Regions from separate parts of the Homo sapiens genome. Here region 2 is linked to region 1. Evidence: chromatin loops called from intact Hi-C (ENCODE). Cell type or tissue: dorsolateral prefrontal cortex. All regions are shown on one strand. Each heading gives the region's core, and the rest is flanking DNA. Links, peaks and the distances in the headings are about the cores only.

Region 1 (14,797 bases), core at 1-8,000:
AGTGGCAGGCGCGGGCAGTGCGGGGCGGTGCCCAGGGGCTTGCGCTCGGGGGCGGCAGGCGGCGGGTGGTCCACCGTGCCGTTCATCTGGCCCGTGGGCGGCGGTGGTGGTGGCGGCCGTGGCGGGGGCTCGGCCACCTTGAGGGTAGCGGGGGGTGGCGGGGGCTGGTGCACGGGGTCCAGGGCCGTGTTGTGCACGACCTTGCTGAGCCCGGCTTCCTGCTTGATCTTGAGCTTGAGCCCGATGCGGCTCCGGGCCTCGTAGGTCTTGATGGGCGGGCGGTTGCGGGAGGGCATGGGGCCGTCCTCGTCGGCGTCCAAGGAGGAGGCGGCAGAGGAGGAGGAGGAAGAGGAGGACAGGGAGGAGGACGCCCGGGCCCAGGTGACCGAAGGGGAGCCGCCTGCCCCGCCGTGCCGGATCACAAGCTTGGTGGGCAGGTGTGGAGGGGGCTGGGTGGAGGCCCCGGGAGCTGAAGACGACAGGGGGCCGTGGCCGGGAAGCCGATGACCCTCGGAAGAGGCTGCGATGGGGAGGCCGAGCGAGCGGGAGGAAGACACGTACTCGTCTGCAGAATCGGGGCAAAGAAAACCCGCGGGGTTAGGATGAGGACCCCCCGACCGAGCTGGGAGGAGCTGTGTGCAGTGAGCACCTACTACCTGCCAGGCACCAGACTGCACCCTGGACCCTCCAATCCTCAGGATAGGCTTGGTGAGACCCTCTTCAGCAAGGCCCAAATTCCCCCAACTCTAAAACCACTGTGCCTGGCACAGCGCCACGAGCCACGTGGGGCTCATTCAGACATAAGTAAATTAAGAGAATACAAAACAAGGCTCAGGCCTGTAATCCCAGCACTTTGGGAGGCCAAGGGAGGGGGATCGCTTGAGCCCAGGAGTTTGAGACCTGCCTGGCCACAGTAGTGAGACCCCTGTCTCTACAAACAAACAAACAAAAAAACAATAAATAAAATATGAAGTTCTATTGGACAGCACTGCTCTAATTATATACATAACTTTTTAAAAATGGGGCTAAGGAGGTATCTAATTTCAAAATCTGGTCCGAAATGACATGAGGTTTTTTGTTTGTTTGTTTGTTTGTTTTTTTGAGACAGTCTCAATCTGTTGCCCAGGCTGGAGTGCAGTAGCGCCATCTCACCTCACTGCAACCTCCGCCTCCTGGGTTCAAGCGAGTCTCCTGCCTCAGCCTCCCAAGTAGCTGGGATTATAGGTGCCAGACACCACACCTGGCTAATTATTGTATTTTTAGTAGAGACAGGGTTTCGCCACGTTGCCCAGTCTGGTCTCACACTCCTGACCACAGGTGATCGCCCGCCTCAGCCTCCCAAAGTGCTGGGATTACAGGTGTGAGCCACCACACCCGGCTACATGAGGTTATTTATGGTCATGATTTATCTCAACTACTCTGGATACCCATCGATTTCACTCCAGAAATACTAGTGTGTTTGATCACACAGTGCTTCCCCAAACCCACTGGGGGTAAATCAGAAGACAGCATTGAGGTAGCTCATTGCCTTTCTTTTTTTTTGAGACGGAGTCTCGCTCTGTCGCCCAGGCTGGAGTGAGCTCATTGCCTTTCTAAAAGCAAAAAGATTCCAGAACATATCAGGCCCCGAGGGTGTCAGATAAGAGATTGTAAGCTGATCATCATAACCCCCACTTTACAAAATGAGAATACAGAGACACAGAGAAGGTAAGTAACTTGCCCAAGGTCACACAGTTAGTAAGTGGCAGAGCCAGGATTTAAACCAAGACTCCAGCATCGAGCCCCTAACCACGGAACTACCCTTCCTCTCCTACCCTAGAGACTTCAGACTCGCTCCTGGCCCCTCCTTCACTATGGCCACCCCTTTGCACTCATTTAAGTACCAATGACTACTTTTTCAAAATTAAGGTCCAGAGCTCGACGTAAAAAGCCTGCGCCTGGCAGCACAAAGCAGGGACCATGCTTTTATCCAGGGAAGCCCTGGAGTTGGAATGTGGGCAAAGGCTAAGGGAATATTCTGGAAACTCTGGCAGCTGGGATCTGCCTGTACCGTTTCCTGCAGACAGGAGACTAGAGTGAGGCCAGCGAGCCACCTAAGGTGCAACACTTAAGGAGGTGCTCACTCTCAGGGTCCCCAAGCAAAGGACTGGCACCCAAGAGTGGGCGTTACCTTATATATTTTGCAACCTAGGCGCCTGCTCTCCTGTTTTGTGTCCCACGGGGGTGGCAGAAATATTCCCCCCATCCCAGAGTGGTGGGGGTGGAAGGGCCACACAGGGATGGAGGAAGATGGATGTGGGCTATCTGGTCTGAGAGGCGGGAGGTCAGGGGAGGCACAGCTGCCAGCAGGAAGGTGGAGCTGGGGCACCGCCTAGTGGTGGAGTGAGGTAGGGCCACACACCCACTCCCCGCCCTGAATCTAACTCTTCTGCCCAGGTGGGGTGGGGGCACCTCTCCCTCCCCTCCCCTCTCACTCCCCCCTCTCACCCGGCTTCTCCTTGGCCAGCTGTTTATCCAAGGCAAGGGTGGTCTTCTCCTCCTGAATGAACATTCGGTCGATCATTACCATCTCCGCTGAGGGGCTCACCCTCTGGGGTGGGGGAAAAGACGACGTGCGAGTGAACCAGCAAGAAGGGGGAAGGGGCGCGAGCGACGGGGACGATGCGTGCAAGGTCCAAACTGTCCTTGTGATGGGAGCTCCCGCCTCCCTCCCAACCTCCCTCCCGGGGCTAGGAGGGGCGGGAGGCTCCACCTTGCCCAGAGCGGGTGAGGGAAAGGGGCAGTGTCCCAGCGAGGAGGAGCCCAGAGGCGAGGAAGGCGACTCTGACCCTACCCGGGACTCCTCCAGGAGCAGGAGCCGATATTTATTGAGCATGGCCTGGGTGCGTTTCAGCAGCTGCGTGGAGACCGTCTCAAACTCCTCGTCCACTGCGAGGAAGGGAAGAGAGGCAAGGGCGGAGATGTTGGGGGCGGCCGCGGATGCGCAGGAAGGAGGGCGGGGCAGGGTCAGCATAGCGCACCGTGGACCTGCGGCTCCACACTGGCGACGCCCCGCCCCACGGGCTGGGGTCCCCTGGGACATATAGGGCCGTGTCCTGGGGAGGCCTCACCTTTGTGGTAGTCACTGGGGGAGGGGAGGGCGCCCTGGTAGACATGGTAGGGCAGGAGGCGATGCAGGGCGTCCTCAAAGGAGGGGAAGGCCGTCTTGTAGTCGGGGTGCAGGACGGAGCCCTGGTGTTTGTGCAAATGCTCCAGGAAACTGCGGGTGGAAAGGGGAGAGACCACACACGGCGGAGGGTGGGGGGGACGGGTGAGGGCCAGGGGAAGTCCCTGAACCCTCAGCCCCAGGCCGCAACTGAACACAACAGCGGGAAGGGGAATACTTGGGCAGTGGTGTTCCCATGTACTGAACGTGCTTGTTCCATCTCACTGAGTCCCTGGGGCCGACCAAAGCAGTGCTATCGCTATCCCCATTTTACAGAAAGGGAAGGTGAGGTCGAGGAAGTGAAGTCACTCCTCTCCAAAGCACGTAAGGGAGGAAGAGCAGAGCGGGAAGTGAGGCCAGAGCCTGGAAGCTGCTATTCTGCCTCCTGCCACCTGGGGCCAGTGTGGCTCCACCGTGCCTCCTCCAAAGTGCAGCCTTCGGGAAGAAGGGAGGGAGGCTGGATCCTGTCTTCTCACGGGCCGCTTTTGTAGCCCATGTTACAATGGGTTTTGTCTGTTGGCAGTGTGACTGTCTCCCCCACCAGGCAGGCCCAACTCCACCCTCGGCTAAAAACCAGCAGCCTCTCTGCACTGTGGGGGCAGGGACTTTGTGTCACTTACTCCTGTGTTCCCAACATGGGGCTCAGGCCTGGGCACTGAGTGGGGACTTAATTCACACTCCTAGGCCAAGCAGAGGCTCACGCCTGCAATCCCAGCGCTTTGCGGGGCCGAGGCAGAAGGATTGTCTGAGCCCAGGAGTTCAAGGCCAGCCTGGGCAACACAGCAAGACCCTGTCTCTACAAAAATTATTTAAAAATTAGCCGAGTGTGGTGGCACGTGCCTGTAGTCCCAGCTACTCAGGAGACTGAGGTGGGAGGATCACTTGAGACTAGGAGTTTCAGACCAACCTAGGCCGGGCATGGTGGCTCACACTTGTACTCCCAGCACTTTGGGAGGCTGAGATGGGTGGGTCACCTGAGGCCAGAAGTTCAAGACCAGACTGGCCAACATAATGAAACCCCGTCTCTACTAAAAATACAAAAATTAGGCAGGTGTGGTGGCATGCACCTGTAATCTCAGCTACTCGGGAGACTGAGGTAGGAGAATCACTTGAACCCAGGAGGCAGAGGTTGCAGTGAGCCGAGATTGTACCACTGCACTCCAGCCTGGGTGACAGAATGAGACTTCGTCTCCAAAAACAAAACAAAACAAAAACAAAACCAACCAGCCTGGGCAACATAGTAAGACCTTGTCTCCACAATATATATAAAAAAAAATTTTTTTTTTTTGGGTGAGGGCATGCAGTCTTGCTCTGTCGCCTGGGCTGAAGTGCAATGGCATGATCTCGGCTCACTGCAACCTCTGCCCCCCGGACTTATATGTTTTTAAAAAAACACTCATGGTGGGCTGGGCGTGGTGGCTCACACCTGTAATCCCAGCACCTTGGGAGGCCGAGGCAGGTGGATCACTTGAGGCCAACATGGTGAAACTCCATCTCTACTAAAAATACAAAAATTAGCCGAGCATGGTGGCAGACGCCTGTGGTCACAGCTACTTGGGAGGCTGGGGCAGGAGAATCACATGAACGGGGGAGGCGGAGGTTGCAGTGAGCCAATATTGTGCCATTGCACTCTAGCCTAGGTGACAGAGTAAGATTCTGGCTCAAAGAACCCCCCCTAAAACAAAACAAAAAACCCTGGTGGTGGAAGGAGGGCAGGAGAGAGGGCAGGCAGGCATCCAGCATTTACCCATCCATCCGCCCAGACTCCCATCCATCCATCCCCAAACACCCCCCCCATCATCCTCCCAACAGCCATGTCCACCCACTCACTTCCCCCACCCATCACTTCACCCACCCAGTGGGGCTCAGCACCGACGCGGCCCAGCCGTGTGGGAGACATGGAGGGCACAGCAACAACCAGGATGGACCAAACTGCCGCCCTCCTGAGCCCCAGCCTGGCGGAGCCACAGCCCACCCTCCCTCCACCACTCTCTGGTCACCCCATTTTCCAGAGGGGGAAACTGAGGGTCTATGAGGGAACTACATCGCTACCAAGAGGTGGAGCTGGGCTTGGCACTTGGGCCTGCCCAACTCTGCTTCTGGAGGGTGGCCCCATGCTCCCCCAGGTCTCTGGAAGGTACAGGGCAGGCATGCAAGGATGGGGTGTGGACTCACCAGGCTTCCTTGCTGGGCTGAAGCGTGGGGGGCTTCTTCAGGCCACTCAGTTTGCTCTCATACTGGGAGAAGAAAGGCGAGTGAGAGGCCTTTGCCTCCAGAAGCCTTCCCTCCCCCGACCAGCTTCCCCTCTAGCCTAGGATAAAGACGGGACAGGGGACCAGTGTCTCACCCAGGTGGGGGCCTGGCCCCAGCTACAGGATCCCCTGCCCATCACAATGAACCCCAGGGGAAGACCTGGGCTGGGCTGGGGAGTGGACGGAGAGGGTGACAGGCAGGCTGGAGCCCTGGGTGTCCTCTGCCTGGGTTCCCTCCGTCCCCTCGCCCAGGGCTGCCTCTGTGTGACCTCCCTCCTCTGCCGGATGCCTGCTTCCCACATCACCGCCCAGCACCCAGTGCCCCTGCCTCGCACAGTCTCTCTCCCAGTGTGGCTCCTGTCGTTTCGCCCCCCCGCCTCCCTTCCTGGCTTCCCCTCTTGTCCTCAGCGTCTGGCCTTCATTCTGGCATCTCCATCTCTGAGCTTCTCCCGGCCTCTTGGGTCCTGGTCCTCCCACCTGCTCCTCTCCTTGTCTTCTGTCTCCCCCACGTCTTACATCTACAAGTGGCCTCGGCCTCAGCTGTCCCCACCCTCTCACCCTTTCATTCTCGGTCCCTGATCTGCTCCGTCTCCGGTCTGTCTCATCTAAACCCGCCTTTCCTGTCCTGAGCTCACATCTTGTCATCTCAGCCCTGTCCTTCCCGTCCTGTGTCCATATCACCTGCTCTTTCCCCAGTCATAGTCCCTTACACTGTTGCCAGTAGTCTTGGTGCCGTCTCCGTCCCACCGTCTCCGTGTTTCTCCCTCATCTCTGGCTGCCTGTCTGGGTGTCATTCTGCCCTTCCTGTCCCTGCACGGCTGTTCGTGGTGTCTCAGCTGCCTGATGGTCCCAGCTTCATCCTGTCCGCGTCTTCCAGTGTCTCCCTGCCCCTGCCAGCCCCAGTTCCCAGTTCCCGAAGACTCCTGGTCCTGTCCTGACCCCTGCTCTAAGGGCCCCTTACCTGCAGCCCGGAGGGCTTCCCTGGCCCGGAGGAAGCGGCCTTGGCCACATTCAGGGTCGGGAGGTTGCTGGCAAAAGCCTTGTTCTCGGCTGGAAGCAGAGGAGGGAGGCCTGGGGGTGGGTGGGGTGGGGGAGACAGGGCCTGCGGTCACTGCATGAAGGCCCCCTCCTCAAACGGGAGCCCCATCCTGTACCCCACCGCTCTCCTCCTGGCCCTCCGGCCCTTCAAATCTGGGGCCAGCCCTGCCACCTCTGGCCTTCCTGTGTCCCTTGAGTTCTGGCTGATGCCCTGTGCTGAGTCCCACAGCCCTGCCCCAGCCCATTCTCCCTGCTCAGCCCCGCCCACCCATCTTCAGGCCCCGTCTCCCTGGGCACATAGGCGACCTCTCTCCTACCTGTGGCGGCCATGGGTGCCGGGGCGGGGGCGTGGCTGGGGGCAGTGGGGGTCCCAGATGGGGCCTGCCCACTGACCAGCACAGACGCAGCGGGGCTGGTGAGGGGCCCCAGGCTGGTGGAGGTCTGCGGGGCGGCAGGGGCCCCCCCAGCCTTGTTCTGGAGGATGATTCCGGACGGCACCTGAGGAGGGGACAGGTGGATGAGGGGTGGGGAACATAGGCTAGGTGTAGGGGTGTCCAGACGCAGCAGGGCTGGGGAGGATCACAGAGCCGTAAGGCGGAGGGGCTCCCATCAGACTGAGAGGGTGGGATGGGATGGGGCTGATGGGGCGGGCAGTCCCTGCCTCCCGTTACCTGGTGAAATCTCTCGAGAAGAGCCTTCGGCTGGGGCAGCGCTGGGAAGGGGGTGGTCACCATCTGGAAGGTCCGAGGAGGCGGTGGGGGGGGTGCTGCCGGCTCAGGGACCAGGTGGAGGGTTGGAGGGGGAGTGGGGGACTTGTGGGGCCCCTGGCTGGGTGGGAACTGGAGCTGGAAGTCGGATGGCGTAGGGGCTGGCAACCTGGAGGACGTCTCAGAGGAGGAGGCCACAGCAGAGGAGGTGGAGGATGGAGGGAGGTGGGGGGCTGGGGGCAGCGGTCCCTCAGGCGGCTGGGACTGGGGGCGGAGAGGCGGCTGCGGCGGGCCTGGGGCAGTAGGGGCCGGGTTGCTGGCAGGCGGGGGAACGCCTAGCTGGTTTTGGATGACAAAGATGCCAGGCAGAGTTGGGGGGGCCTGGGGTGGGGGGCAAGGGTGCAAGGGTGGCTCTGAGGGAGGGCGGGACACACTCTGTGGCCGGGAGGGTGGGCGGGAAGGGGGCCGGGTGGGGTGTGGGGAGGGCAGGTGGGGGCTGTCCCCCAGAGGGGCCTGGTGAGGTAGTGACGGGGACGAAGAGGGGCCTGGGCCCTTCAGCGGAGCCGCTGCCGGGATCTGGGCAGGGGAGGGAGGGAGAGGGGAGGGGCGGGGGTCAGAACCAACCATAGCTCCTGTTGCCCCAAGACACTGGGGTCCCCAGCCATCCCCGCCAGAAGCCCCCTTCCTAGCCCACACCCATCCTGAGAGAGGAGCCCACCACGGCTGCCCTTCCCTCCCTCGCCTCTCATTCCCCACAGCACCCCCTCCACCTGCCCTCGACCTCTGTCCCCCACCGCAGCTCCTCCACATTTCTCTGGCCTCCGATCTCAACCCCACTTCTGCCCCATTCCCCCCACCCCTCGCAGTTCCCCAGACAAAGGCGAGCCCTGCAGGGTTGGGGTGGCAGCAGCAGAGGAAGCAGAGGCAGTGGTGGCGGTGGCAGCAGGGGCACCACACCCGCTGCCCAGCAGGAGGCAGGAGGGCCGGGCGGCGAGCACAGCAGCGGGGAAGGAGGGCAGGCAGGGCAGCGTCCCAGCCGCCAGCCCCCACCAGCCCATCCAGCCAAGTCAAGGCAAAGAGACACCAGCATGATGCTGTGTACCATGGCTCGGGGTTGATGGCCACGGCACGGGGGCTGCCGAGAATACGGATGGCCACACAGGGACAGGCCTGGGTTCACAGCCACGTGTGGACCTCTGGATGCGGGCATGGGAAGGCCTGGACCCCCTTCTAAGTGTCCTGGGCACCTGCCTCTGTGTGCCTGTGTGTCCATGGCTGCAGGCCTACCTGGGCGCCACGTGAGCTTGCAGGTACAAGCGTGCATGCGTGTGCACGACGTACCAGACTCTGATGAAGCCTGTGTCTGCAAGCACACGCGATCTGGTGCTAGTTCTGTCACACGCACACAGCCACCTCGCCTAAAGCATGTCTCAGACGGAGCACCTTGCCGTTCTGGACCCTCCTCCCAAAGAATCATAACCAGAGCAGCCACTGTGTAACCAGTGGGCACCAGCTGTGCACCCAACACTGGGCTGGCACCGTGATACTTGCTGTCACAGAATCTGCATCCTAGTAACAGCTCATGCTGATCTAACACGAATGGCCGGCCTCCCGCATCCATTTGTGTGATCTCTCCCTAGCCCTGAGGGCAGTGGTAACACTGGACCCATTTCACAGATAAGAAACTGAGGCCAAGGCTCCAAAACTGGTCCAGACTCTCCAGGCTGGTGAAGGCGGAACTGAGGCCTTTACACTGCTCAGTGACTTCTGAGCCATTTCTCAAAGCTGACTGAGTTCAGGCTCAGAGGGCTCAGGATATCTGCCCGAGGACAGCCAGCACCACCACACTCCAGAACCGGGCATCTCGGCATGACATCAGATTCACCACCAGCTTTGGCCTCTAAGTCCCAGGGCCCTTCCAGCATCCCTTCCAAGCTGGGCCCTGAGTAACTTCTGACAGTTAAAGAACCAAACCAAACCAATCAATCAATCAGTCTTCAAAAGGTTTGCCACCTCTAAGAAGAGATGAGAGGCGCAGTCCTTGGCGCTGTGTACGGCTGGTGGGACTGCCTCCTGGAAGGCAGCTTGGTCTGGGGACTTTGAAAGGGTCACAACTTTGACCTGGAAATTCCCCTCCAGGAATCTGTGATGAAGAATATTCGGCCGGGCACGGTGGCTCACGCCTGTAATCCCAGCACTTTGGGAGGCTGAGGCGGGCAGATAACCAGAGGTCAGGAGTTCGAGACCAGCCTGATCAATATGATGAAACCCTGTCTCTACTAAAAATACAAAAATAATTAGCCGGGCATGGTGGCATGCACCTGTAATCCCAGTTACTCAGGAGACTGAGGCTGGAGAATTGCTTGAACCCAGGAGGCGGAGGTTGTAGTGAAATGAGATCGCGCCACTGCACTCCAGCCTGGGCACAAGAGTGAAACTCCGTCTCAAAAAAAAAAAAGAATATTCAAGTACTTGCTATGGGGTTGCCCACTTTGGGAGCATTTACAATAGAGGAAAAGGAGAAATGACTCAAATGGCCAATGGCAGGTGCGTCGCTGAGTCGGAGAAAAGAGAACTGGCCCACTCAGTAGGTTCCAAGGGCTCAGGGAGGTGGCCCACATGCAGCGGCACTCCAATGCTACATGAAATAGGAGAATAATACAACATTACAGGATCCCTGGGCACCTGGTAAAGTTGGATTATGGACAGAGGATATGACAACAGTATCATGTCAATGCTGTCTGCTTTATTTCTTTGCAGTATGATGGTTAAGTAAGAGAATGTCCTTGTTCTCCAAGGCTGAAATATTATACTAAAATATTAAGGGGTAGGCTGGCCGCGGTGGCTCACGCTTGCAATCCCAGCACTTTGGGAGGCCAAGGCAGGTGGATCACTTGAGCCCAGGAGTTTGAGACCAGCCTAGTCAACATGGTGAAACCCCATCTGTACTAAAAACACAAAAATTAGCAGGGTGCGATGTGTGCCTGTAATCCCGGCCACTCAGGAGGCTGAGGCAAGAGAATTGCTTGAACCTGGGAGGCAGAGGCTACAGTGAGCCAAGATTGTACCACTGCACTCCAGACTAGGCGACAGAGTGAGACTCAGACTCAAAAATAAATAAATACATAAATAAATAAAATAAAATATTAAGGGGCAAACGGGTATAATGGTTGCAACTTACTCTCAACTGATTCAGAAAAAAGTGTACACAGAATGAGAATGCTAAGGTCAAGGCAGATGTAGCAAAAGGCTGACAATGGGTAGACGTGGGAGGCAGCCACCAACAATCCTCACCTCCTTGTGTTCAGTCCCCTCCCATATGCTGGTCTTTGTGGCCAATAGAATTTGGCAGAAGTGATTATATGACACTTCCAAGATTAGTTATAAAAAGCCTGCGGCTCCCATCCTGAGCATTCTGTCTGTTTCTATTGGGTCACTCACTTTGCGGGAAGCCAACCGCTGTGTGTCATGTGCTGCCCTTTGGAGAGGCCCACTGAGGAAGCAATTGAGGCCTCCTGCTAATAGCCACACAAGTGAGCGTGGGAGCAGGTTCTCCAGATCAGTGGGACCTTCAGATGACCACAACTTCATGGGAGATCCAGAGCTAGAACCTCCTAGCTAAGCTGCTTTCAGATTCCTAATGTTTAGAAACAGTGTGAGACACGTGAATACTTGCTGTTTGAAGCTGCTAAGTTTTGAGGGTAATTTCCTGCATAGCAATAGATAACTAATACATCTAGTTGAGGAGTAAAGAACTCCTATGAGCTCTCTGTACTAATTCTGAAACTTTTTATGTGTTTGAAGTCATTTAAACATAAAAAGCTTAAAGATACCAAAAAATTAAAAAAATTTAATTTCATTCTCATCAAAAGTGCGCACACACACACACACACACACAATCCACAAATTAAGTCACATGCCAAATGACTTACTGGGGAAAACAGTTGCAACTCCAAATACAAAGTTCATCTCTCTCATATATAGAGAGACTCTAGAAATCACTAAGAATTACAACTGGTGAAAAAGGGGCAAAGGATATGATCAGACAGTGCACAGAAAAGGAAAGACAAAAGGCTTAAGTATTTTCAGAGCTACTCAACCTCACTTGTAATAAGAGAAATGCACAGCAAAACGCACCCCAGGGCACTATTTTTCACCCTAGGGTACCATTTACCACCCGTCGCATTAGGAATAAAGCCTATGTCTAGTAAAGATGCTTGTATATACTGCCCTTAGGGGTCTCAACTGGCACAATTTGCTACAACTCAAGAGGAACGCAATTCAGCAGTAGCTATCCAAGTTATAAATGCACATTTGCTTTAGTCCAGCAAACAGGCTTCCAGGAAGTAAACAGACCTGCATATGTGGGAAATAACAGGTGAACAAGTAGGCCGGGCGCGGTGGCTCACACCTGTAATCCCAGCACTTTGGGAGGCTGAGGCGGGTGGATCACCTGAGGTCAGGAGTTTGAGACCAGCCTGGCCAACATGGTGAAACCCCGTCTCTATTAAAAATACAAAAATTAGCTGGGCATGGTGGCGTGCACCTGTAATCCCAGCTACTAGGGAGGCTGAGTCAGGAGAATTGCTTGAACCTGGGAGGCGGAGGTTGCAGTGAGCCAGTATCACGCCATTGCACTCCAGCCTGGGCAAAAAGAGCGAAACTCTGTCTCAAAAACAAAAACAAAAACAAAACAGGTGAACAAGTTGTTTCCTGCAGCTTCGTGTAGAACGCCAAAATCTGGATATGGTCTAAAGTGCATCAATATGGCATTTCCTGGGGAAATGAACTGTGGCTCTTCTGTACAAAGGAATACTTCAAGACTCTAACAGAAAACAAGCAAACTCACTGTTGCTGCCACAGTAAGTACATAATGAGCTCCCCTTTGGGTACAAATGGGAGAGAAACGTAAACCATATTTGCACTAGGTTGTATATACACGAAGAACTGGAAAGGGATACAAAAATTAGGCCAGGTGGCCAGGCGTGGTGGCTCACGCCTATAATAATCCCAGTACTTTGGGAGGCCAGGCAGGCGGATCACCTGAGGTCAGGAGTTCAAGACCAGCCTGGCCAACATGGCGAAACCCTGTCTCTACTAAAAATACAGAAATTAGCAGGGCGGGATGGTGTGCACCTGTAATCCCAGCTACTCCGGAGGCTGAGGCAGGGAGAACTGCTTGAACCCAGCAGGCGTAGCTTGCAGTGAGCCAAGATCTTGCCACTGCACTCCAGCCTGGGCGACAGAGAGAGACTCAGTCTCAGAAAAAATAAATAAAAATAAATTAGGCCAGGCTCAGTGGCTCATGCCTGTAATCCCAGCACTCTCGGAGGCCAAGGCAGGAGGACTGCTTGAGCCCAGGAGTTCAAGACCAGCCTGGGCAACAGAGCAAGACCCTGTCTCTGGAAAAAAAGAAAAAAAAACTTTCTGATGATCATACTATGTGAATAAAATGACTTATTTAAAAAATGTTTTAAATAAAATTGGGGTCGGGGGGTTAAACAGAAACTTCATACCAAAATATTACTTCTTCTACAATATTTGTCTTAGAAAAAACAAAGCTAGGCCTGGCATAGTGGCTCACACCTGTAATCCCAGCACTTTGGGATGCCAAGGCGGGTGGATCACTTGAGGTCAGGAGTCCAAGACCAGCCTGGCCAACATGGTGAAACCTCGTCTCTCTAAAAATACAAAAATTAGCCGGGCTTGCTGGCATGTGCCTGTAAATCCAAGTTACTTGGGAGGCTGAGGCAGAAGAATTGCTCCAATCCCAGAGACAGAGGTTGCCGTGAGCCGAGATCGCGCCACTGCACTCCAGCCCGGGCGAGAGAGAGAGAGAGACTCTGTCTCAAAAACAAAAAATAAAACAAAACAAAGAAAAAAAAATTTTTTTTTTTTGAGACGGAGTCTCGCTCTGTCACCCAGGCTGGAATGCAGTGGCTCAATCTCAGCTCGCTTGCTGCAACCTCCGCCTCCCGGGTTCAAGCAATTCTCCTGCCTCAGCCTCCTGAGTAGCTGGGATTACAGGCACACACCACCATGCCCAGCTAATTTTTGTATTTTTAGTAGAGACGGGGTTTCACCATGTTGGCCAGGATGGTCTCGATATCTTGACCTCGTGATCCACCCAACTCGGCTTCCCAAAATGTTGGGATTACAGGCATGAGCCACTGTGCCTGGCCAGAAAAAATTTTTTTTTACCAACTGCTTGCACACAGTGGTATTACATGTGACTTATTTTTCTTCTTTGTTCTTTTCTGTATTTTCTACATTCTCTAAATGAGCACAAAATTATTATTATTATTTGGTCTTCAACTGCTAGCCTCAAGTGATCCCCCATCTTAGCTTCCCAAAGCAAAAAAACTAACATATGAGTGGATTGTTCACCAAGAGATTCCCTCCTTCTCTTCCTTCCATTTCTTTCTTTCTTCAGAAATGAGATCTCGCTATGTTGTTCAGGCTGACCTCAAACTCCTGGGCTCAGGTGATCCTCCTGCCTCAGCCTCCCTCCTGAGTAGCTGGGACTACAGGCATGAGCCACCACGCCCAGCTTCCAAGAGATTTCGAGAGCCCCACGTGGAGGCGGCAAGATGCTCAACTTCACACACAATTAGAGAAAAGCACAGGGGGTGTGTCACTTTCCAGCCTGGCAAAGAACAGGCCAGCTGCTAATCTCGTGTGTCAGTAAAGCTGCAGGACCAAGTGAAGCCATCACTGGCATGAACCTTTTCAAAAAGGTTTAGCACTTTCCACAAAATGGCTGGAAAGCTTATCATCTACGTCTGGCAATTCTATTTCTAGAAATTTACCCTACAAGTACTTTCATACCTGTGTGCAAAGCATGGGTGCAAGTTTTTTTTTTTTTTTTTGAGGCAGAGTCTCACTCTGCTGCCTAGGCTAGAGTGTAGTGGCACGATCTCAGCTCACTGCAACCCTCTCTAGGCTCACTACAATCTCCGCCTCCCAGGTTCAAGGGATTCCCCTGCCTCAGCCTCCCAAGTAGCATAGCTGGGATTACAGGTGCCCACCATCACGCCTGGCTCATTTTTGTATTTTTAGTAGAGATGGGGTTTCCCCATGTTGGCCAGGCTGGTCTCACACTCCTGACCTCAGGTGATTGCCCGCCTCGGCCTCCCAAAGTGCTGAGACTACAGGTGTGAGCCAACACGCTCAGTCAAGAATATCTTATAGGAGTTTTGTTTGTTAACAATGACAAATAAACCACCTGAAGTATTCCTCAAGAGGGGACTGAATAAAGAAATAATGGTATGTCCATATCACAAAACACAATAAAGACATCAAAAGAAAGAGGCAAACTATAGCCCACAAGCCAAGAATAATTTTTACATTTTTAAACAGTTGAAGAAAAAAAATCATAAGAATACTATTTCGTGACTTGCAAAAATTACATGAAATTCCAATTTCAGTGTCCTTAAATAAAGTTTTATTGGAACACTCCCGTGTTCATTCATTTACATATGGTCTGTGGCTGCTTTTGTGCTATAATAACAGAGACCATATGGCCCGCAAAAGCCTGAAACGTTTACTATTGCCTCTTTATAGAAAGTTGCCCAGAAAAATAAACAAATAAATGA
Region 2 (14,797 bases), core at 2,712-10,711, 91 kb before region 1:
CAATCCCAATCAAAATCTCAGTCAAGTTTTCTGATAAAACTGATAAGATGATCCTAAAATTAGACAGAAATGCAGATTTAGAATAGCCAAATAATCTTGAAAAAGAACAAAACTGGAGAACGTATACTACCTAATTTCAAGATTTATTATAAAGCTACAGTAGTCAAGAAAGTGTGTTATGAGCATAAAGATCAACAAAGAGATCAGTAGAATAAAAGAGAAAATCCAGAAATAGATCCACATATGCAATCAACTTGTTTTGAACAAAGTATCAAGTCAATTTGATGAGAGGATGGGGAGTTTAACAAATGGTCCTGGGCCGGGCGCGGTGGCTCACACCTGTAATCCCAGCAGTTTGGGAGGTTGAGGCGGGCAGATCACAAGGTCAAGAGTTCGAGACCAGCCTGGCCAATATGGTGAAACCCCGTCTCTACTAAAAATACAAAAAATTAGCCAGGCGTGGTGGCACATGCCTGTAATCCCAGCTACTTGGGAGGCTGAGGCAGGAGAATTGCTTGAACCTGGGAGGCGGAGGTTGCAGTGAGCCGAGATCAGGACACTGCACTCCAGCCTGGCGACAGAGAGAGACTCCCTCTTTATTTTTTTTTATTTTTTTTTTTTATTTTTGAGACAGAGTCTAGCTCTGTCGCCCAGGCTGGAGTACAGTGGCGCGATCTCGGCTCACTGCAACCTCTGCCTCCCGGGTTCACGCCATTCTCCTGCCTCAGCCTCCCGAGTAGCTGGGACTACAGGTGCCCGCCACCACACCCGGCTAATTTTTTGTATTTTTAGTAGAGACAGGGTTTCACCGTGTCAGCCAGGATGGTCTTGATCTCCTGACCTCGTGACCCGCCCACCTCAGCCTCCCAAAGTGCTGGGATTACAGGCGTGAGCCACCACGCCCAGCAAAGACTCCATCTCAAAAAAAAAAAAAAAAAGGTCAAAAACAAAAATTAACCTTGTCTTTTCACAAGATGCTGCCGAAAGCGAAGGAAGCTCCTGCCTCTCCTAAAGCCCAAGCCAAACCGAAGGCTTTAAAGGCCAAGAAAGCAGTGTTGAAAGCCGTCCACAGCCACACAGAAGAGAAGATCCGCAGGTCACCCACCTTCAGGCGGCCCAAGACAGCGCGACTCCGGAGGGAGCCCAAATATCCTCAGAAGAGCGCCCCCTGGAGAAACAAGCTTGGCCACTCTGCGATCATCACGTTTCCGCCGACCACTGAGTCCGCCATGAAGAAGACAGACGACAACAACACACTTGCCTTCATTATAGATGTTAAAGCCAAGGAGCACCAGATCAAACAGGCTGTGAAGAAGCTCTGATTCGGCCTGACGGAGAGAAGAAGTCACATGTTCAACCGACTCCTGGTTACAATGCTTTGGATGTTGCCAACAAAATTGGGATCATCTAAACTGAGTCCAGCTGGCTAATTCTCAATATATGTATATCTTTTCACCATAAAAAAGTAAATAAATAAAAATAAACTGGGCTGGGCACGGTGGCTCACCCCTGTAATCCCAGTACTTTGGGAGGTTGAGGCGGGCAGATCACCTGAGGTCAGGAGTTCGAGACCAGCCTGACCAACATGGAGAAACCCCATCTCTACTAAAAAATTAGCCGGGCGTGGTGGTGCATGACTGTAATCCCAGCTACCCGAGAGGCTGAGGCAGGAGAATCACTTGAACCCGGGAGGTGGAGGTTGCAATGAGCCAAAATCACGCCATTACACTCCAGCCTGGGCAACAAGAGCAAAACTCTGTCTCAAAAAAAAAAAAAAAAAACAAAAACAAAAACAAAAAAAACCTTGACTCCCACCTCACTCCAAATGAAAAGCTACAACCAGGAAGCTTCTAGAAGCATCCATAGGAGAATATTTTTACAGTCTTGGAGTGAGCAAGGATTTCTTAGACCAGGCTGTGCACAGTGGCTCATGCCTGTAATTCCAGCGCTTTGAGAGGCTTTGGCAGGAGGATGGCTGGAGCCCAGGAGTTCAAGACCACCTGGGCAACATGGCAAAACCCTGTCTCTACTAAAAATACAAAAAAAGCTGGGCACGGTGGCTCATGCCTGTAATCCCAGCACTTTGGGAGGCCGAGGCCGGAGGATCACCTGAGGTCAGGAGTTCGAGACCAGCCTGACCAACATGGTGAAACCTTGTCTCTACTAAAAATACAAAAATTAGGTGTGGTGGCTACTCCAGAGGCTGAGGCTGGAGAATTGGTTGAACCCAGGAGGTGGAGGTTGCAGTGAACCAAGATCGTGCCACTGACTCCAGCCTGGGTGACAGAGCCAGCCTCCCGTCTCAAAAAAAAAAAAAAAAAAAAAAAAAGATATGCAAAAAGGCCAGTAAGCCCATGACATCAAAAATCATCAGGGAAATGCATATTAAAACTAAAATGGACCACATGCAGTGGCTCACGCCTGAAATCCCAGCACTTTGGGAGGCCGAGGCGAGTGGATCACAAGGTCAAGAGATCGAGACCATCCTAGCCAACATGGTGAAACCTCATCTCTACTAAAAATACAAAAATTAGCTGGGTGTAGTGGTGCATGCCTGTAGTCCCAGCTACTTGGGAGGCTGAGGCAGGAGAATTGCTTGAACCCAGGAGGTGGAGGTTGCAGTGAGCCAAGATCATGCCACTGCACTCCAGCCTGGTGACAGAGCAAGACTCCGTCTCAAAAAAAAAACTTTGGGAGGCTGAGGCAGGAGGACTGCTTGAGACCAGTCTGGGCAATATAATGAGACCCCATCTCTATAAAAATATTAAAATTAACTGAGCATGATGGTACACACTTGTAATTCCAGCTACTTAGGAGGCTGAGATGGGAGGATCACTAGAGCCCAGGACAAGGACACAGCAAGCCTTGTGTCCAGCCTCAGTGACAAAGCAAGACCCTGTCTCGAGAAAAATAATAAATAAGAAATAAACATATGTCCACAGGAAGACTTGTACAAGAATATTCATAACAACTTTATTCATAAAAGACCAAAATAGAAACAGCCCAAGTGAATGGTTAAGCAAATTATGGTATGTCCATACAATGGACTATAACACAGCACTGAAAAGGAACAAGCTGTGGATACACATGTGATATGGAAGAATCTCAAAATCATTTATGTTGGGTGAAAAAAGCCAGACACAAGAGGTTGTATGTGATGCAATTTCATTTCTATGAAATTCTAGAAGATATGGAAATAATCTGTAGTTACAGAAAGCTCTATATGATACTATTTCATTTATATGAAATTCTAGAAGAGACAGAAGTAATCTATAGTTAGAGAAAGCAGATTGGTGGTTGCCCAGGCAGGTGTGAGAATGAATATAAAATGACTGCAAAAAGGTCCCAGGGAAATTTGGGGGCTGATGGATGCTTCTTGTTTGGGTGCTGGTATCATAGTTGTATACTTTGTTGTTGTTGATCCTTTTTTGAGACGGGTCTCACTGTGTCACCCAGGCTGGAGTGCAGTGGCACAAACATGGCTTACCGCAGCCTTAAGCTCTCAGGCTCAAGTGATCCTTCCACCTCAGCCTCCCAAGTAGCTAAGACTACAGGTGCACACCACCATGCCCAGCCAATTTTTTTTTATTTTTTGTAGAGACAGGGTCTTGCTATGTTGCCCAGGATGCTCTTGAACTCTCGGGTTCAAGTGATACTCTTGCCTCAGCCTCCCAAAGTGTTGGGATTACAGGCATGAGCCACCGCACCCAGACAGTTGCATACATTTATCAAAGCAATTATACTGAACACTTAAGACAAGTGTGTTTTATCTAATGTAAAGAAAGCATCTATCTTTAAAAGTTGATGTTTTAAAACTCTGTGAATTGGGCCTGGTGCGGTGGCTCATACCTGTAATCCCAGCACTTTGGGAGGCCGAGGCGGGCAGATCACCTGAGGTCGGGAGTTTGAGAACAGCCTGACCAACATGGAGAAACCCCGTCTCTACTAAAAATACAAAATCAGCTGGGCGTAGTGACACATGCCTGTAACCCCAGCTACTCGGGAAGCTGAGGCAGGAGAATTGCTTGAACCTGGGAGGCAGAGGTTGCAGTGAGCAGAAATCGCGCCATTGCACTCCAACCTGGGCAGCAAGAGCGGAACTCCATCTCAAAAAAATAAAATAAAATAAAAATAAATAAATATAAAATAAAAAATTAGCTGAGTGTGGTGGTGCGTGCCTGTAGTCTCAGCTACTTGGGGTGCTGAGGCAGGAGAATCTCTCGAACCCAGGAGGCAGAAGTTGCAGTGAGCCGAAATCATGCCACTGCACTCCAGCCTAGGTGACAGAGTGAGACTCCATCTCAAAAAAAAAAAAAACTGTGAATTTTTAATATGAAAGATTTTTTGGTGAAAGGGAGGGTTTGGAGAAGGGTTAGATGAGTCAAATCATGTAAATCTTAACACTGATTATGGTCAGTGATCAACAAACCATATCTGCCATTATTATAGCTAATAATAGCATCACATACAGAATGTTCTTGGTCTTTTTCTGTCAGTCTCTCTCTTTTTTTTTTTTTTTTTGGGATGAAGTCTCTCTGTCACCCAGGGGCTAGAGTGCAGTGATGCGATCTCAGCTCAGTGCAACCTCTGCCTCCCAGTTTCAAGCAATTCTCCTGCCTCAGCCTCCCAAGTAGCTGGGAATACAGGCACGTACCACCATGCCATTTTTGTGTTTTTAGTAGAGTCGGGGTTTCACCATGTTGGCTAGGCTGGTCTTGAACTCCTGACCTCCAGTGATCCAACCACTTTGGCCTCCCAAAGTGCTGGGATTACAGGCGTGAGCCACCTCGCCTGGCCCACATCTTCTTCAATTATCTTGTTGTTGTTGTTTTTTCGTCTGTTTGTTTGTTTTTTGAGTCAGGGTCTCACTCTGTCGCCCAGGCTGGAGTGCAATGGGTGTGATCTCAGCTCACTGTAACCTCCACCTCCTGGGCTCAAGGGATCCTCCCACCTCAGCCTCCCGAGTGGCTGGGACCACAGGCGCGTGCCACCACGCCTGGCTAATCTTTTGTATTTTTGGTAGGAACGGGGTTTTTTCACATTGCCCAGGCTGGTCTCGAACTCCTGACCTCCAGAGACCCTCCCATTTCAACCTCCCAGTGTTGAGATTACAGGCGTGAATCACTGAGCCCGGGCTCATTCTTCAATACGCATCCAGTGACCATGTAAGTACTGTTAACCCACTCTGGTGGGGGTGGGAGGACTGTTCCCTCTATACCATCCCCTCCTCATCCACCACCCCGCCCTCCCACTGCCCGCCGTCAGATGGAAGCACCCCCACCTCTTCCTTCTGCTACTCTGCCTCTCTGCTGCCCCCTGGTGGCAATCCTGGCCCTTGGGTCTCCCCGGCGCTGGTTCTCTGACCCTGTCCTGGTCCCATGTAGCAAGTGTTCCAGTCCTCTTAAGCCAGGGCCAGTCTCAGCAGAGCAGAGAGAGAATTAGATCCGATTTGGAGGCAGGAGACACCCGACAGGCTACTGGGGGAGGGGGCGGGGACAGAGAGCTTGGATAAAACAAAAGCCCCTCCTGCTTTGGGAGGTCGAAGCGGGCAAATCGCCGGAGCCCAGGAATTCGAGACCAGCCAGGCAACATAGCAAGACCCCGTTTCTATAATAATATTTTTTAAAAGAAAAGAAAAGAAACCAAAGGCTGAACAACTTGAGCTTACAAAGAAGAGCTGCAATGAATTGAAAGACGTCAGATGCATGAAAGTCCATTGGTTCACAATGGTCCTCAAAAAAGAGAGAAAAAAAAAACTAGAGAAAGTTGTTGAGGCTCCAATTTAATATTCTGAAAACTGCTAAATTAAAAAGAATCTCCTGGCCAGGCGCAGTGTGGCTCACGCCTGTGTGGCCGGGCACAGTGACTCACACCTGTAATCCCAGCACTCTGGGAGGCCGAGGTGGGTGGATCACCTGAGGTGAGGAATTTGAGGCCAGCCTGGCCAACATGGTGAAACCCCGCCTCTACTAAAAATACAGAAAAAGGCCAAGTGCGGTGGTTAACGCGTGTAATCCCAGCACTTTGGGAGGCCGAAGCGGGCGGATAAACAAGATCAAGAGATCGAGACCATCCTGGCCAACATGGTGAAACCCCATCTCTACTAAAAATACAAAAATTAGCCGGGCGTGGTGGCGCATGCCTGTAATCCCAGCTACTCGGGAGGCTGAGGCAGGAGAATCGCTTGAACCCAGGAGGCGGAGGTTGCGGTGAGCCGAGATCTTGCCACTGCACTCCAGCATGGGGGACAGAGCAAGACTCCGTCTCAAAAAAAGAAAAAAGAAAAAAAAAGAGTTTAATTGGATTATTTGTAACACAAAAGTTAAATGCTTGAGGGGATAGATAACTCATTTACCCTGATGTTATTAGTATGCATTGGATGCCTGTATCAAAATAGCCCATGTCCCCCATAAATATATACACCTACTATGTACCTAGAAAAATTTTAATTTTTTTTTTTTTTTTCACTCTCACCCAGGCTGGAGTGCAGTGGCGCGATCTCAGCTCACTACAACCTCCGCCTCCCGACTTCAAGCGATTCTCCTGCCTCAGCCTCCCGAGTAGCTGGGAGCTACGACGCCCGGCTCATTTTTGCATTTTTAGTAGAGACGGGGTTTCACCATGTTGGCCAGACTGGTCTAGATCTCTTGACCTCGTGATCCGCCCTCTTCGGCCTCCCAAAGCGCTGGGATTACAGGCGTAAGCCACCGCGCACGGCTAAATTTTAATTTTTAAGTTTTAAAAAGAAAGTGTCATGTCACCAATTCAAAGATGGTGATTCACTTGACTACCCTAAAATCTAGATGACCGGAAGTGATTCCTGGTGACCCACAGGGATTCCACAGTGATTCCTGGTCTTCCGCGGTGATCCGAGGTGAACTGAGAAGATGCAGTTCTCAGACGCGGCCACATGCTGTCGCTGTTAGAAAGGAATTCACGGTGTCTCCCCTTTTCAGGCTGGGTGATGGTCAGGCTGAATTCTTTGAAGGTGTGAATTGTCTTGATTACGCCAAAATCCGATGCTGGCGTTTTCATGCATACGGTACGATTAAAATAAGAGCCCTGGTAGATATTTGTAGTGCTCACCAAGTTTTCAAGTTCTCATCCCTTTCCTAAACACAGGAAGACTAAGTTCCCCAGCCAAGTTCTGCAGGTAGGCAGGGGTTTCGTGGTAGGGGTTCTCAAAGTGGGCGGGGCTGCGTAACTGGTTCTGGCCAATGGGCTGTGACGAAAGCTGATACGCATCACTTCCTGGCTGATGCTTTTAGCAGCCAATGCCTGCTCTGAAGGCCGAAGCGGGAAAGATCGCTTGAGGCCAGGTTCGAGACCAGCCTGAGCAACATAGCAAGGCCTCCCACCCTGCCCCATCCTCGCCCAGTTCCCCAACAAAATGAAAAAAAATAAATTAGCTGGAAGTGGTGGTGCGCTTGTAGTCCCAGCTACTACGGAGGCTGAGGTGGCAAGATCGCTTGAGCCCAGGACTTCCAGGCTGCAGTGAACCGTGATCATGCCACTAACACTCCAGCCTGGGCGACACAGCGATACCTTCGTCTCTTTAAAAAAAAGAAAAGCAGGCCGGGAACAGTGGCTCACATCTGTAATCCAGCACTTTGGGAGGCCAAGGAGGGTGGATCACCAGGTCAAGACTTTGAGACCAGCCTGGCCAACACGGTGAAACCTCGTCTCTACTAAAAATACAAAAATTAGCTGGGCGTGGTGACGTGCGCCTGTAGTCCCACCTGGTCAGGAGGCTGAGGCAAGAGAATCGCTTGAACCCCGGAGGTGGAGGTTGCAGAGAACCAAGATCATGCCACTGGACTCCAGCCTGGGCAACAGAGCAAGACTCTGTCTCAAAAAAAAAAATGAAAGAAAAGAGAAAAGAAAAGCCAATGCAAGATTGCCTACGCTGTCTCCGCTCTGTCTACTAAAGCTGCTTTGGGGCCAGGTGCAGCAACAGAATAACAGAATTGCACAGTCCGATAACAACTAGCCACATATTACATGGGTTGAATGTTATTTTTCTTTTTTTTTTTTTTTTTGAGACAGGCACTCACTCTGTCGCCCAGGCTGGAGTGCAGTGGTGCCATCACAGATCACTGCAGCCTCGACCTCCCGGGCTCAAGCAATCCTCCCACCTCAGCCTCCCAAGAAGCTGAGATTACAGGCATGCACCACCATGCCCAGCTGTTTTTTGTATTTTTTGTAGAGACAGGTTCTCACTATGTTGCCCAGGCTGGTCTCAAACTCCAGGGCTCAAGTGATCCTCCCAGCTTAGCCTCCCAAAGTGCTGGGATTCCAGGCGTGAGCCACTGCGCCCGGCCAAATATAATCATTCAGTTCCTTGGTCGTGTCACATTTCAAGTTGTCACCAGTAACATGAAGTCAGTTGCTATGGTGTTGGGCAGGGCAGATATGGAAAAATTCCATCATGCTAGCCGGCACGGTGGCTCACGCCTGTAATCCCACCACTTTGGGAGGCCGAGGTGGGTGGACCACCTGAGGTTAGGCGTTTGAGACCAACCTGGCCAACGTGGTAAAACCCCATCTCTACTAAAAATACATTAAAAAAAAAATTAGCCAGGCATGGTAGCTACAGGCAGGCGCCTGTAATCTCAGCTACTTGGGAGACTGAGGCAGAACAATTGCTTGAACCCAGGAGGTAGAGGTTGCAGTGAGCCAAGGTCCCACCATTGCACTCCAGCCTGGGCAACAAGAGTGAAACTCCATCTCAAAAAAACAAAAAAAGAGAAAAATTCCATCGTGCAGAAAGTTCTATTGGACAACATTGCGCTAGATTCCTGACTAGAAGCAGGAGAACTGTTGCTCTGGAGAGGGCTTTGCATGTGCTGTGTTCATCCATGGAGATTTAGGTTCGTTCTGCTTTAGGTTCGTTTAGATTTAGGTTCCCACTGAAGCATAAGCCAACCTAGCCCAGCCCTGCCAGAATTCTTGCTTAAACAAAGAACTGAAAAGTCTTGTGTCATTTAAATGATGAATGGGTGCCACAGTGTGCCTTGGCTAACAGGTGGAGTGCTGACAGCTGAGGATGTTGATACTGGGCTGACCCCAAATGTGAGACCAGTTGGCAAATGGGATTACGGTCAACCTCCATTGAGTCTCAGATGTTCAGATGCCACTCTCTGTGATCTCTCTCTACCTAGCTTAGAACTACACCACCAGGGCCCGGTGCGGTGGCTCACGCCTGTAATTCCAACACTTTAGGAGGCCGAGGCGGGGGGATCGCCTGAGGTCAGGAGTTTGAGACCAGTCTGGCCAACATGGTGAAACCCCATCTCTACTTGAAAAAAGAAAAACAAAACACACACACACACACACACACACACAAAATTAGCCAGGCGTGGTGACATATGCCTGTAATCCCAGCTACTCAGGAGCTGAGGCAGGGGAATTGCTTGAACCAGGGAGGTGGAGGTTGCAGTGAGCTAAGATCGCGCCACTACACTCCAGCCTCAGCGACACAGCGAGACTCCATCTCAAAAAAAAAAAAAAAAAAGAACTACACCACCAGGCCAGGCTCCGTGGCTCACGCCTGTAATCCCAGCATTTTGGGAGGCCAAAGGAGGAGGATCACTTGAGGCCAGGAGTTTGAGACCACCTGGGCAAAATAGCAAGACCCCATCTCTAAAAAAAAAAAAAAAAAAGAGCCAGGCATGATGGCATGTGCCTGTGATTCCAGATACACAGGAGGCTGAAGCAGGAGGATCACTTGAGCCCAGGAGGTCGAGGCTGCAGTGAGCCATGATCCTACCACAGCATTCTAGCCTGGGTGACAGAGAACCTGTCTTAGAAAAAAAATAAAGAACTATACCACCAAAGGACTGTCATACTAAGAAAATCCTCAGAATCATTAGAAATGAAGCCATGTGGGGGCTTGTTTCTTGTTGCTATTGTTCATTTGGTTTGGGGTTTTTTTGTTTTTTGAGACAGTGTCTCAGTGTGTCGCCCAGGCTGGAGTGCAGTGGCACGATCTCAGCTCACTGCAACCTCTGCTTCCCAGGTTGAAGCGGTTCTCAACCTAGTGGCAGGTGGCGAGTAGCTGGGATTACAGGCACCTGCCACCACACTTGGGCTAATTTTAGTAGAGGTGGGGTTTCACCATGTTGCCCAGGCTGGTCTTGAACTCTTGGCCTCAAGCAATCTGCTCACCTTGGCCTCCCAAAGTGCCGGATTACAAGCGTGAGCCACTGCACCCGGCCTCTTGTTGCTATTGTTGATGGCTGTCTTGTGTTTCCCAGATGTCACTGAGCAGAGATCCATGGAATGTGGTGGGTTTCAGGAGTCGCAGCATTTGACTTGGGGGAGGAACAATTTTATTTCTGTCCTCCCAGAATGAGTGGGTCAAGGTTTGAGAGTGAAACAGTTTAGAATTGTACCTGATTTGAGGAAAGTGTCCATGCACTTCATGGCTATCAATAGTTACAAAAACAGCCGGGCATGGTGGCTCACGCCTATAATCCCAGCACTTTGGGAGGCCAAGGCGGGAGGATCCCCTGAGGTCAGGAGTTCAAGACGAGCCTGGCCAACATGGTGAAACCCTGTCTCTATTACAAAATCCAAAAATTACGTCCGGCGCGGTGGCTCATACCTGTAGTCCCAGCACTTTGGGAGGCCGAGGCGGGAGGGTCACAAGGTCAGGAGTTTGAGACCAGTCTGGCCAACATGGTGAAACCCCATCGCTACTAAAAATACAAAAAATTAGCTGGGTGTGGTGGCGGGCATCTGTAATTCCAGTTACATGGGAGGCTGAGGCAGGAGAATCGCTGGAACCGGGAGGCGGAGGTTGCAGTGAGCCAAGATCGCACCACTGCACTCCAGCCTGGGCGACAGAACAAGACTCCGTCTCAAAAAAAAAAAAAAAAAAGAAAGAAAAAGAAAAAGAAAAAGATTAGCCAGGCATAGCAGTTCACACTTGTGGTCCTAGCTACTCGGGAAGCTGAGACGGGAGAATCACTTGAACCCAGGAGAGGGACACTGCAGTAAGCTGGGATCGCACCACTGCACTCCAGAGCAAGACTGTCTTAAAAAATAACAACCTCAGCATTGCAGTAAGGTGCTTCCCTACAGAGGGTTGGTGCACTGAGCACTCAACACGTGGTTGCTAATTTCTGGGACGGGGTCCTGGAGGGAGGAGGCACAGGGGTAAAACAAGATACACTCCTCACAGGCACATTCAGTTAAATTCATCCAATATTTATTGAATCGTGAACGGTTGCAAACGTTGCCACAATCAGAAACCCACCCATCCTGATGCCTCTCTTGGCTTCCCCTTGAGAAGGATGCCTGAGGCGGGATGTCCCCCCAAACTCCAGGGGACAACTGGGGAAGACATGGGGTATGCAAAGAGATATGATGAAACCACGGGACAGGAGGAGGGTGGGGTGGTGTGGATTCCGGGGAAGACACATACACACAGACTCTCCCGCTCAGAGGCAAAGACCGGGGGCGTCAATCTCTGCCCCCAACAGCAGCCACGAGAACATCAGGGAAAGACCAGGTGTCCACAAGACTTTTCAGTCCTTCCTATCATGAAGCGTCTGCTGAGAGGGGCTGGGTCAAGGTCCCTGGACTGTGGAGAGAAAAAGAGGTGGTTGGGGTAGGGAGTCAGTTTGCAGGAACAGAGGCCAGGCGTGGGGCCCATGTTAAAAGGAAGAAAGATAGCCGGGTGTGGTGGCTCACGTCTGTAATCCCAGCACTTTGTGAGGCTGAGGCGGGCGGATCACTTGAGCCCAAGAGTTTGAGACCAGTCTGGGCAACATGGTGAAAAAAACCCATCTCTACAAAAACTAGAAAAATTAGCTGGGCGTGATGGTGCACAACTGTAGTCCCAGCTACTTGGGAGGCTGTGGCAGGAGAATCGCTTGAGCCTGGGAGGTGGAGGTTGTAGTGAGCTGAGATCGCGCCACTGCACTCCAGCCTGGGTGACAGAGCGAGACTCTGTCTCAAAAAAAAAAAAGAATTCAAAGCCTGCATGGTGGCACCCCACCCCACGCTCAACAGCAACAGTCCACAATGCATTCAGCTGATGCAGCTTTGGAATTAGGCAATTCCATTTTTCTTTTCCTTTATGTTAGAGGGATTTGCTTTGTTTCAGACCTGCACATAAGGCAAGATATCGTTTCTGCATTACTTCAAATTGGCACGTCCCAATTCACATTGAACATGACCTCATTCTGCTCTGGTAAAGAATTTTAGGAAATGGAACTTGAGTTTAACGCATTTGAAAACTAGTTTTCTGGCACAAGGCACACTGGGAGCTGGTACTTGGGTCCACAGTGTGTTGGGATGGGATACTCTGTTCTAGATCAACATGGAATGGGAACTGGTGCTGAAGGTTAGAGGGGAGTAAAAAGTATGGCCAGGCGCAGTGGCTCACGCCTATAATCCCAGCACTTCGGGAGGCCGAAGCAGGCGGATCACCTGAGGTCAAGAGTTCAAAACCAGCCTGGCTAACACGGTGAAACCCCGTCTCTACTAAAAAATACAAAAAATTAGCCAGGCGTGGTGGCAGGCGCTTGTAGTCCCAGCTACTTGGGAGGCTGAGGCAGGAGAATGGCGTGAACCCGGGAGGCGGAGCTTGCAGTGAGCCGAGATCACGCCACTGCACTCCAGCCTGGGCGACAGAGACTCCGTCTTAGAAAAAAAAAAAAAAATTTGCCCAGCATGGTGGCAGACATCTGTAATTCCAGCTACTCACGAGGCTGAGACACAAGAATCCCTTGAACCCAGGAGGCAGATGTTGCAGTGAGCCGAGATCACACTACTGTACTCCAGCCTGGGCGACAGAGCGAGACTCCACCTCAAAAAATAAACTATGCTCCAGGCCCTGCAGTGCCAGAGACCAGAAAAAGGGCTAGTAACTGTTCTAGAATGGGTTGGGTTTCACGCTTATCTGGACCATACTGGCTTACAAACTGGAAAATCAGACTCAGAAGGTGCTGGAAAGTAGTTCTTTGTTCCTGAGGTTCATATAGAAATTGCCACTTGTTCCACAATGTATTAGGCTGGAAACAATACTTGGTTCAGAGTGCTTAAGGAGGCCAAGCACGGTGGCTCACGCCTGTAATCCCAACACTTTGGAAGGCCAAGGCAGGTGGATCACCTGAAGACCAGCCTGGCCAACAGGATCAGACCTACTAAAAATACAAAAATTAGCCGGGCATAGTGGCATGTGCCTGTAATCCCAGCTACTTGGGAGGCTGACACAGGAGAATTGCTTGAACTCGGGAGGCAGAGGCTGCAGTGAGCCGAGATCGCGCCACTGCACTCCAGCCCGGGAGACAGAGCAAGACTCCATCTCAAAAAAAAAAGAAAGAAAGAAAGAAAAACAGTGATAAGGAACCAGTAGCCAACTCCAGGAACTAGTGGTCAATTCTAGTGCTTAGGAGCTGGTTCACATTTTTCAATTGCTGGGTTGGGAAGGGGGGCTCAGGTTTACAGTGTGTTGGGAGCTGGTGGTGTATTTCATTCTCGGCTCTATGGGGAGAACTGGGAGTCAGCTCTAGGGTTTTTTTGGAGCAGACAATCCATTCTAGAGTTAGCATTTGTTTCTAGAGCATTCTTGGACTCATGTTCAGTTCCAAAGTGGGTAAGTTTCTGGAGCTGGATCAGGTCTGGAATATTCCTAGAACTAATTCTCAGGTTCAGAGCCCGGTGATAATTAGTGACCTACTCGAAATTGTGGAGCAAGGAAATTCTGTCTCAAAACATGCTGGGAACTTGGCCGGACGCTGTCACATGACCTGCTGGGTTGGGAACTGTTTCTTGGCAATGGGACAAAGACCTAGAGTTCCGGATTCTGAACCGTTGGGTTGCTAGCACTTTTCATTCCCAAACCAGGAGAGCTGTTTTAGGGCAGCCCTCTGACCCCACCACCAACTCAGCTGTCATCTTGCATACCCCATCTCAGCTGTCATCCTGCATACCTCTGACCCTATCTCAGCTGTCATCCTGCACACCTCTGACCCCATCTCAGCTGTCATCCTGCACATCTCTGACCCATCACCATCTCAGCCGTCATCCTGCACACCTCTGACCCATCACCATCTCAGCCATCATCCTGCACACCTCTGACTCATCAGCATCTCAGCCGTCATCCTGCACACCTCTGACCCATCACCATCTCAGCCGTCATCCTGCATACCTTTGACCCATCACCATCTCAGCTGTCATCCTGCACACCTCTGACCCATCACCATCTCAGCTGTCATCCTGCATACCTTTGACCCCATCTCAGCTGTCATCCTGCATATCTCTGACCCATCACCATCTCAGCTGTCACCCTGCACACCTCTGACCCCATCTCAGTTGTTGTCCTCCACCAACCGGGTCTAACTTTATCCCGCTCGCTCTGGGGACACACGTGATGTCCCCCCCATCTCCCAGGCTCTCCACCCTGGGCCAAGGAGTCAGAGCATGGGGCAGGGAGAAGATCCAAAGGGTGGTGTCCCTGTCTAGTGGGCCCCCTCACCTCTGCCTTCAGGGCGCATTAGCCCTGAGCCAAGGCGGCTTTGATGGCGGCCACCAACTTCAGAAACTTGCTTTCTGTGTCCACGTAGCCATCGCCTTTCTAGGGAGGGGAGGAAGAGGGAAGGGGTGAGCTGGGACCGAGACACCAACCTCAGCCCCAACCCCATGCTAGCCCCAAAACCAGGCAGGACGGACAGACAGACATACCTTCTTAGAGTGAATCAACTTCCCGGCTACCATCACTTCAAAGAACCCGGTGGCCTGGGGAGTTCCCTCGCCGCACTGAGGAAAGGGGGTAGGGGAGATGTTG

What was found. Peaks named below come from ENCODE experiments on the same cell type or tissue, not always from the same donor. Only the 100,000 strongest peaks of a DNase experiment are listed, where the experiment ranks them.
Region 2: a loop joins it to region 1, with 2.7 times the contacts of the local background. A loop is called at or near these places in 6 of 110 quality-filtered maps.

The regions. Positions count from the first base shown.
Region 1 is chr19:47,687,096-47,701,892 of GRCh38, reverse strand. It overlaps BICRA (BRD4 interacting chromatin remodeling complex associated protein), which reads right to left. Exons shown (of 15, transcript NM_001394372.1): 8 at 7,167-7,778; 9 at 6,813-6,993; 10 at 6,419-6,528; 11 at 5,381-5,442; 12 at 3,111-3,259; 13 at 2,834-2,928; 14 at 2,488-2,590; 15 at 1-565. Among named protein-coding and RNA genes, the nearest start is that of EHD2, 19 kb to the left of the region's middle. RefSeq lists enhancers at 2,227-2,521, 2,255-2,795, 2,796-3,338, 7,708-8,265, 8,266-8,825. In dorsolateral prefrontal cortex, for the core only: CTCF peaks have their summits at 2,382 (motif pointing left), 3,391 and 3,593; DNase peaks (open chromatin) are centred at 2,360 and 3,722; H3K27ac peaks cover 3,667 bases.
Region 2 is chr19:47,781,080-47,795,876 of GRCh38, reverse strand. It overlaps SELENOW (selenoprotein W), which reads right to left. Exons shown (of 6, transcript NM_003009.4): 4 at 14,695-14,769; 5 at 14,489-14,587; 6 at 11,195-11,587. The coding sequence ends at 14,507. It also overlaps the pseudogene RPL23AP80. Among named protein-coding and RNA genes, the nearest start is that of SELENOW, 9.8 kb to the right of the region's middle. RefSeq lists an enhancer at 14,224-14,797. In dorsolateral prefrontal cortex, for the core only: CTCF peaks have their summits at 5,123, 5,329 (motif pointing left), 6,706 and 6,908; DNase peaks (open chromatin) are centred at 5,316 and 6,906; H3K27ac peaks cover 3,519 bases.